Linked DNA regions of Homo sapiens: region 1 is linked to region 2. The links are chromatin contacts, found by Hi-C or POLR2A ChIA-PET in ENCODE. All regions are on one chromosome and are shown on one strand. The core of a region is the stretch at or near the end of the contact, and the rest is flanking DNA. Distances in the headings are between cores, read along the strand shown.

Region 1 (3,354 bases), core at 407-2,906, 360 kb after region 2:
TCCTGACCTCAGGTGATCCGCCTGCCTCAGCCTCCCAAAGTGCTGGGATTACAGGCATGAGCCACTGCGCCCGGCCTATTATTATTAATTTTAAAAATAGAGATTGCAGTCTTGCTATGTTACCCAGTGTGGTCTCAAACTCCTGGCCTCAAGCGATCCTCCTGCCTCGGCCTCCCGAAGCACTGGGATTATAGGTGTCAGTCACAGCGCCTGGCCAGAAGAGTTTTCGAGGGCTGGCTTTTCAGGTCGTTTTCTGGGCCTCAATGTCTATTTCTGACAATGTGGGGAAAAGAAAGATCAGATTGTTACTGTGTCTGTGTAGAAAGAAGTAGACATAGGAGACTCCATTTTGTTCTGTACTAAGAAAAATTCTTCTGCCTTGAGATGCTGTTAATCTATAACCATACCCTGTTATAGATGACGGGGTTCTCTATAACCAACCCCGTGCTCTCTGAAACATGTGCTGTGTCAACTCAGGGTTAAATGGATTAAGGGCTGTGCAGGACGTGCTTTGTTAAACAGATGCTTGAAGGCAGCATGCTCCTTAAGAGTCATCACCACTCCCTAATCTCAAGTACCCAGTGACACAAACACTGCGGAAGACCGCAGGGACCTCTGCCTAGGAAAGCCAGGTATTGTCCAAGGTTTCTCCCCATGTGATAGTCTGAAATATGGCCTCATGGGAAGGGAAAGATCTGACCGTCCCCCAGCCCGACACCCGTAAAGGGTCTGTGCTGAGGAGGATTAGTAAAACAGGAAGGAACGCCTCTTCGCAGTTGAGACAAGAGGAAGGCATCTGTCTCCTGCCCGTCCCTGGGCAAGTCTTGGTATAAAACCCGATTGTATGTTCCATCTACTGAGATAGGGGAAAACTGCCTTAGGGCTGGAGGTGGAACATGCGGGCAACAATACTGCTCTGTAAGGCACTGAGATGTTTATATGTATGCATATCTAAAGTACAGCATTTAATTCTTTACCTTGTCTATGAACCGTTGTTCACGTGTTTATCTGCTGACCCTCTCTCCACTATTATCCTATGACCCTGACGCATCCCCCTCTCCAAGAAACACCCAAGAATGATCAGTAAATACTAAGGGAACTCAGAGGCTGGAGGGATCCTCCGTATGCTGAACGCTGGTCCCCTGGGCCCCCTTTATTTCTTTCTCTATACTTTGTTTCTGTGTCTTTTTCTCTTCCAAAGTCTCTCGTTCCACCTAACGAGAAACACCCACAGGTGTGGAGGGGCAACCCATCCCTTCAGACAATTGGGAGGTGAGGGCCGATTGCCTTACACGGTGAGACAAGCGGCCTGACTCGTGACTATTTTTTTGGACAAATCAGGCAGCCACTGACTCCCTTCATTATGGCCTCAGCTTTATCTCTGGGCAATAAGTGTGATCCCTTCCTTCGCTGCGTCCTTTGCAGGGGCGGTGGCGCTCTGCAAGGCCCAAGGGGGCGTGGTCCAGATGACTTTGAATCCCAGTTGTCGCCCCCAGGGTCAGCCAGGAGACTAGTCAGAAGCAAACGCGCCTGCGGCAATCCGCCCGATGCCTTTGGTCTCTCTCGGGCTTCCGTCCACCCGCCCCTCCCCCGCGTTTCCATTGGCTGTAGCTCCGGCCCGGGGCGGGCGAAGAGGGAGCGAGTGGGCGGGGCCGCGTGGCGTCAGCGCAAGATGGCGGCCTCGGCAGCGGTGTTCTCGCGCTTGCGAAGCGGGCTCCGGCTCGGCTCGCGGGGACTGTGCACGAGGTTGGCGACGCCGCCCCGCCGGGCCCCAGATCAGGTGAGCGGAACGAGGGTGGCCCTCTGAATGTGGGGTCCCTTCCCTGGAGTTACGGACATATCGCCGCCCCTTGGGGGTTCCGGGACGCCTCACCTCAGGGTGCTGAATGAAACGCCGCTTGTGTTTTGGGGCCCTTCCCAACCTCCTGGGTGGTTGCTCCCCTAGGCTGGAGGCTGGGAATCCAGGTGTGTCCTTAGACCCCACCTCCCACCCACGTGGGTGCCGGAGGAGGAGGGGGTTACCGTTCCCCGTTTCAGTGACCACTCAGGTGATACTTGAGCAGGAGGGGCCTGGGACGCTGGAGTCCCAGTCTGGCCGTGGGAGTTATTTTCTCTGTGGCGTTGGTGGTGGCGAGGTAGACGTTTGGGTTTCCAATTCGACTTGCCTCCATGTTGACAGAGACCCAGCCATTCTGACCTCCAAGTCTATCACTTCTGTGCCTTAGTTCCCCAAGCCCCAGACAAGTGATTGCCCTTCCCCGCCTCCGCTCCTATCCCTTACCCTATAACTCTGCTACTTTTAGCCCCAAGCAGCCGGACGTCGTAACTCCCGGTTCTGTCTGTACCCCTTCCCCCACCACTTGTGCCCTCCGTTCCCTCTCATCCCAGTGTTTAGGCCCTCCCATCCCTTATTCTCCGTGCTTTGCTTTTCTGGGCTGCAGACCCTCCAGTCCTGTTGCCTTCAGGATCCTGTGCACCTGGCCTGTTAGCTTTTAAAACTCCTGGCATCCTGGTGCGGGACAGTCTGGTTTTGACCCTCTGAGCAGCCCCACATCCTGACTGCTACTCCAGGGACACAGATGTCCAGGGCTCTGTGGGTGTCTGCCTCTTGGCTCCTGAACTTGATTCTTCTTGGACTGGAGGGTGGGGACCATCCTGACCTCTCTTCTCTCTTGGCTGACCTCCCCTTTCTCAACCGCAGGCCGCAGAGATCGGGAGCCGCGGGAGCACTAAGGCGCAAGGGCCACAGCAGCAGCCGGGCTCAGAGGGTCCCAGCTATGCCAAAAAAGTTGCGCTCTGGCTTGCTGGGCTGCTTGGAGCTGGTGGGACTGTGAGCGTCGTCTATATCTTTGGTGAGGGACATATCCCTGTCCCCCAGTTTTGTTCCTTGGCCTCCCTGGTCCACTGTGGAACCTCCCACTCTTGCCCACTACCAGCTTCTCTCGTCTTCATTCCCTGGCTCCTTCCTCAATAGGGCAGCCAAATAAGACACCTACCTTGAAAACCAGGGAAGTCTTCTTTCTTCTCCCTTCCACTCCTTAAGGTTCTAGTCTTTCTAGTTGGTTCCTGTACCAGGATAAAGGAAAGAGGGGAAGATGGGGAAGGATAGGCCTGGATCAGCTTCCTAAACTTTGTCTTTCCTCAGCAGCCAAAAATCCAGCCTTCCCACTAGTTACTTTAAATCCCACAGACCCGGCCGGGCACGGTGGCTCACGCCTGTAATCCCAGCACTTTGGGAGGCCGAGGCGGGCGGATCACGAGGTCAGGAGACGGAGACCATCCTGGCTAACACGGTGAAACCCCATCTCTACTAAAAATACAAAAAAAAATTAGCCCGGTGTGGTGGCGGGCGCC
Region 2 (3,296 bases), core at 491-2,990:
AAAAAAAAAAAAAAAAACAAAAAACAAAACAAACAAAAAAAAAAACGAATGAACAAATAAAAAGAAAAAAGATAGGTAAACATAAAGAAAAATTAACTCATCATTCAATCATTCATTCATTGTTGCCACCGACATTAGTAGAAATTAATTAAATGCCTACTATGTGGCTGTTCTGGGGCAGAGGAGAAGCACCAAACATTTAAGAGTATCTCTGAAGGGGTGGAATTACCACGCATTCAAACAGCCCTTCCACCAATGTTTACTGAGCATCTACATGCCAACAGTGCTGGGGCACTGGGAATGCAGCAGTGAACAAAGACAGAAATCCATGTTGTCATGGGGCTGACATTCCAGCAGAGGAGACAACCAACAAGCAATAACTACAATTAGGAGTGAGAAATAAGAACAAAGCAGACAGAGTTTGGTAGTATGTGAGAGGGATGTTTGCTGCTTTCCTTAGGGTGAGCGAGGGAATTAGTTCACAGAGAAAGTGACATCTGTGTAAAGCCCTGAAAAAAGGGAGGGAGAGATAAGGATACCTGGGGGAAGAGTATGTTCCAGGCAGAGGAACAACCAGTGCAAAGACTGTGAGGTGAGAGCGCACCTGACAAGAGTTCAGGAACAGCATGAAGGCTGGAGTCCAGTGAATAAGATCCAGGAGGAGAGATGTCTGGCCGGGCGCAGTGGCTCACGCCTGCAATCCCAGCACTTTGGGAGGCCGAGGCAGGAGTATAGTTTGAGCCCAGGAGTTCGAGACCAGCCTGGCCAACACAACAAAACTCTCTCTTTAAAAATAAAAGAAAAAGGCCAGCTTGGTGGCTCACACGTGTAATCCCAGCACTCTGGGAGGCCGAGGCGGATAGATCACCTGAGGTCAGGAGTTCGACCTGGCCAACATGGTGAAACGCTGTCTCTACTAAAAATACAAAAAATTAGCTGGGTGTGGTGGTGGACGCCTGTAATTCCAGCTACTCAGGAGGCTGAGGCAGGAGAATCTCTTGAACCCGGGAGGCGGAGGTTGCAGTGAGCTGAGATCGCGCCATTGCACTCCAGCCTGGGCAACAAGAGCGAAACTCTATCTCAAGACAAATAAATAAGTAAAAATAAAATTTAAAAAAATTTTTAAAGAAGATGTCTGCTGTTTGTTTTCAATATTTTGACCAATTACTTCGTAAAAACTTATTTAAAAATTGAAGAGCAAACAGTCTCAGGTTCCCGGGCTCAGACAGACCAGCGTTCAAAACTCATTACCTTCTTTCTATGATGCTAAGCCAGCTATTTCACCCTCTGAACCTCTGTTTCTTTATCTGTAAAATGGGTATTAATGATATTATACCACAGGGTTGTATATGCAGCGAGAAAATGCAAGTAAAACACTTATCCCGGTGCCTGCCTCCTAGTAAGTGCTTAAGAACTGTTTCTGCCCATTAACTCATTACTTTCTCCCAGCCCCTAACTCCTTCTGGGGGGGAAGTTAGAAAATCGGTATCACACGAAAACAGTCATTTCCCCTTTAAGGACCTCAGTGGGCCGGGAGCCAGCCTTCCCGCACCTTTTCCAAAATTTCCAATCCCCGCTTGGCATTTTCTGCCCGAAGGTCTCCGATTGGACGCTCTGTACCAATCGGAGGCTGGAGCGGGCCCTGAGAGGCGCCCGACTCCGCCCCCGCACTGGCCCTGCCCACTGCCCGGTCAGCCTCGTTGCTATGGGGACTGGTGGGCGGTGAGGGGGGAAAGCCCCGGATGTTCGTTGGGGATTCAACATGGCGGCGGGAGTGTCCGCGGTGGTGGCGGTGCAAGAGAGCTGAGGGAGGCGCGAGGGCGCGGAGTTCCAGGTCGAGCAGTTAGGCCGCGAGCGACTGCGGCGCCGAGCCGGTAGGATAAGGGGTCCGGCCAGGGGCTTGCGGTGGGCCGGGCGCTGGCGGCGGGACGGCGTTTCCGCGAGGAGGGGGGCGGGGCCGCCGGGGTCAAAGGTCACTGGTGGAGGGAAGGGTCGCGTCCGAGGGGTCGGGGGTTAACGCAGACTGGAGGGAGTTGTAGTGGAGGTCGGAGATCAAACCAGCGAAGGGGGCGTGGCGAAGGGGAGTGCAAAGTTTGAAATTCGAAGTGGGGGCGCGTTCGAGGGGTTCTGGGCGAGTCTCAAAAAAGGCAGGGTCAAAGTTAATAATTTGAGGGAAGGCTGCCCCCACGAGGGTCAGAGGTCACAGCCCCAGGGGCGCCAGGTTGGAGGTTTAAAGCTGCCCCTAGCGGAGCAGATGAATGAGTTTTAGGTTCGGGGGCGTCTTTTAGGGGTTCAAAGCTGGGGCGTGCCTAGAAGGTACAAAGGTGAGAATCTGACAGCGGGGCAGCTGTTTCCCAGAGTCAAAAATTAAAACCCAAGGAGGGCGTATTGCGGGGGACGGGGGGGGGGGGGGGGGCCGGGTCAGAGATGCTTCCTGGTGACAGGAGAAGGGGGAACCCTCCCACAAATAATAATGGCAAACACTCATGAAACACTATGGGCTAGACCCTCTTTTTAACGCTTTACTTGTATGAGCTTATTCAGTCCTCACTATAGTCTTAGGGGGTCTTAACCTGGTATTAAGAGGTTAAGTGATTTGCACAAGGTCACCCGATGCATAAGTTGTGCGCTGGGATTCTAACTCCGGAGTTCTGGCCCAGAGCCCTGCTCTGGCCGACCGCCTCTCAAATCATCATAATGTCGGTTAATGTTTAATGAGGGCTCACACTGTGCTCCACGCCCTGTGTGCCCGGTCGTATTTCACTCCTGCTGCAATCTTGTGAAGTGAGTGCTCAAGATGAACCTACTTTACAGACGGGAAAAATGAGGCTCAGAAGCTTCTGCTGAAGGCAGAGTTAGAATCGAAGCTGGGCCTGGGTGATTCCAGGGCTCCTGCCCCTGGTCGCCACATTGTCCGCTGCCAGCCATTAGGTCTCTCCTGGAAGCAGGGGGCTGGGCAGGGCTGGGCCACTCCCTGGGCGGATCGGATTGTCTGCTTGGTTTCCTTGGAAGGGTGTGATCTGGCAGGGAAGATTCCTGTGAGCCTATGGGAGTAGGGTGTTTGTAGGTGGTCTGGAGTCCGAGCAAGGGAGTCCGACGGGCTTCTGACTGGGGAGAGTGTCCCTGGGTGGTACCCTGGGCAGAGCGGGGTGTTCACTGTTCTTAAAACCCTAAGCTCTCACTGTGGTCCTTAGTCACTCCCACCTCACTTCTTATGGCTCTGCCCATTTCTCCCCAGCCCCTTTACTGTTCTCCAACTCCAGGCCCATGCCTCCCGCCCGGTCTTTGACCTTCCT

Evidence for each region. Hi-C counts contacts between places; a loop is a spot of excess contacts on that map. ChIA-PET counts read pairs that join two places held with the same protein, here RNA polymerase II (POLR2A). Pooled maps may share reads with other maps.
Region 1: a loop to region 2 is called in a map of gastrocnemius medialis, with 7 times the contacts of the local background. The contact joins the promoter of TIMM50 here to the promoter of PAK4 in region 2. A Hi-C loop is called at or near these places in 2 of 168 maps with a recorded cell type or tissue (gastrocnemius medialis and vagina) and 12 of 50 pooled maps. POLR2A ChIA-PET finds 5 or more read pairs at or near these places in 2 of 52 experiments (CD8-positive, alpha-beta memory T cell and activated CD4-positive, alpha-beta T cell).

Annotation. Positions count from the first base shown.
Region 1 is chr19:39,479,182-39,482,535 of GRCh38, forward strand. TIMM50 (translocase of inner mitochondrial membrane 50) reads left to right here and starts at 1,657. Exons shown (of 11, transcript NM_001001563.5): 1 at 1,657-1,780; 2 at 2,702-2,852. The coding sequence starts at 1,673. RefSeq lists enhancers at 1,345-1,939, 2,060-2,109.
Region 2 is chr19:39,124,046-39,127,341 of GRCh38, forward strand. PAK4 (p21 (RAC1) activated kinase 4) reads left to right here and starts at 1,741. Exons shown (of 10, transcript NM_005884.5): 1 at 1,741-1,874.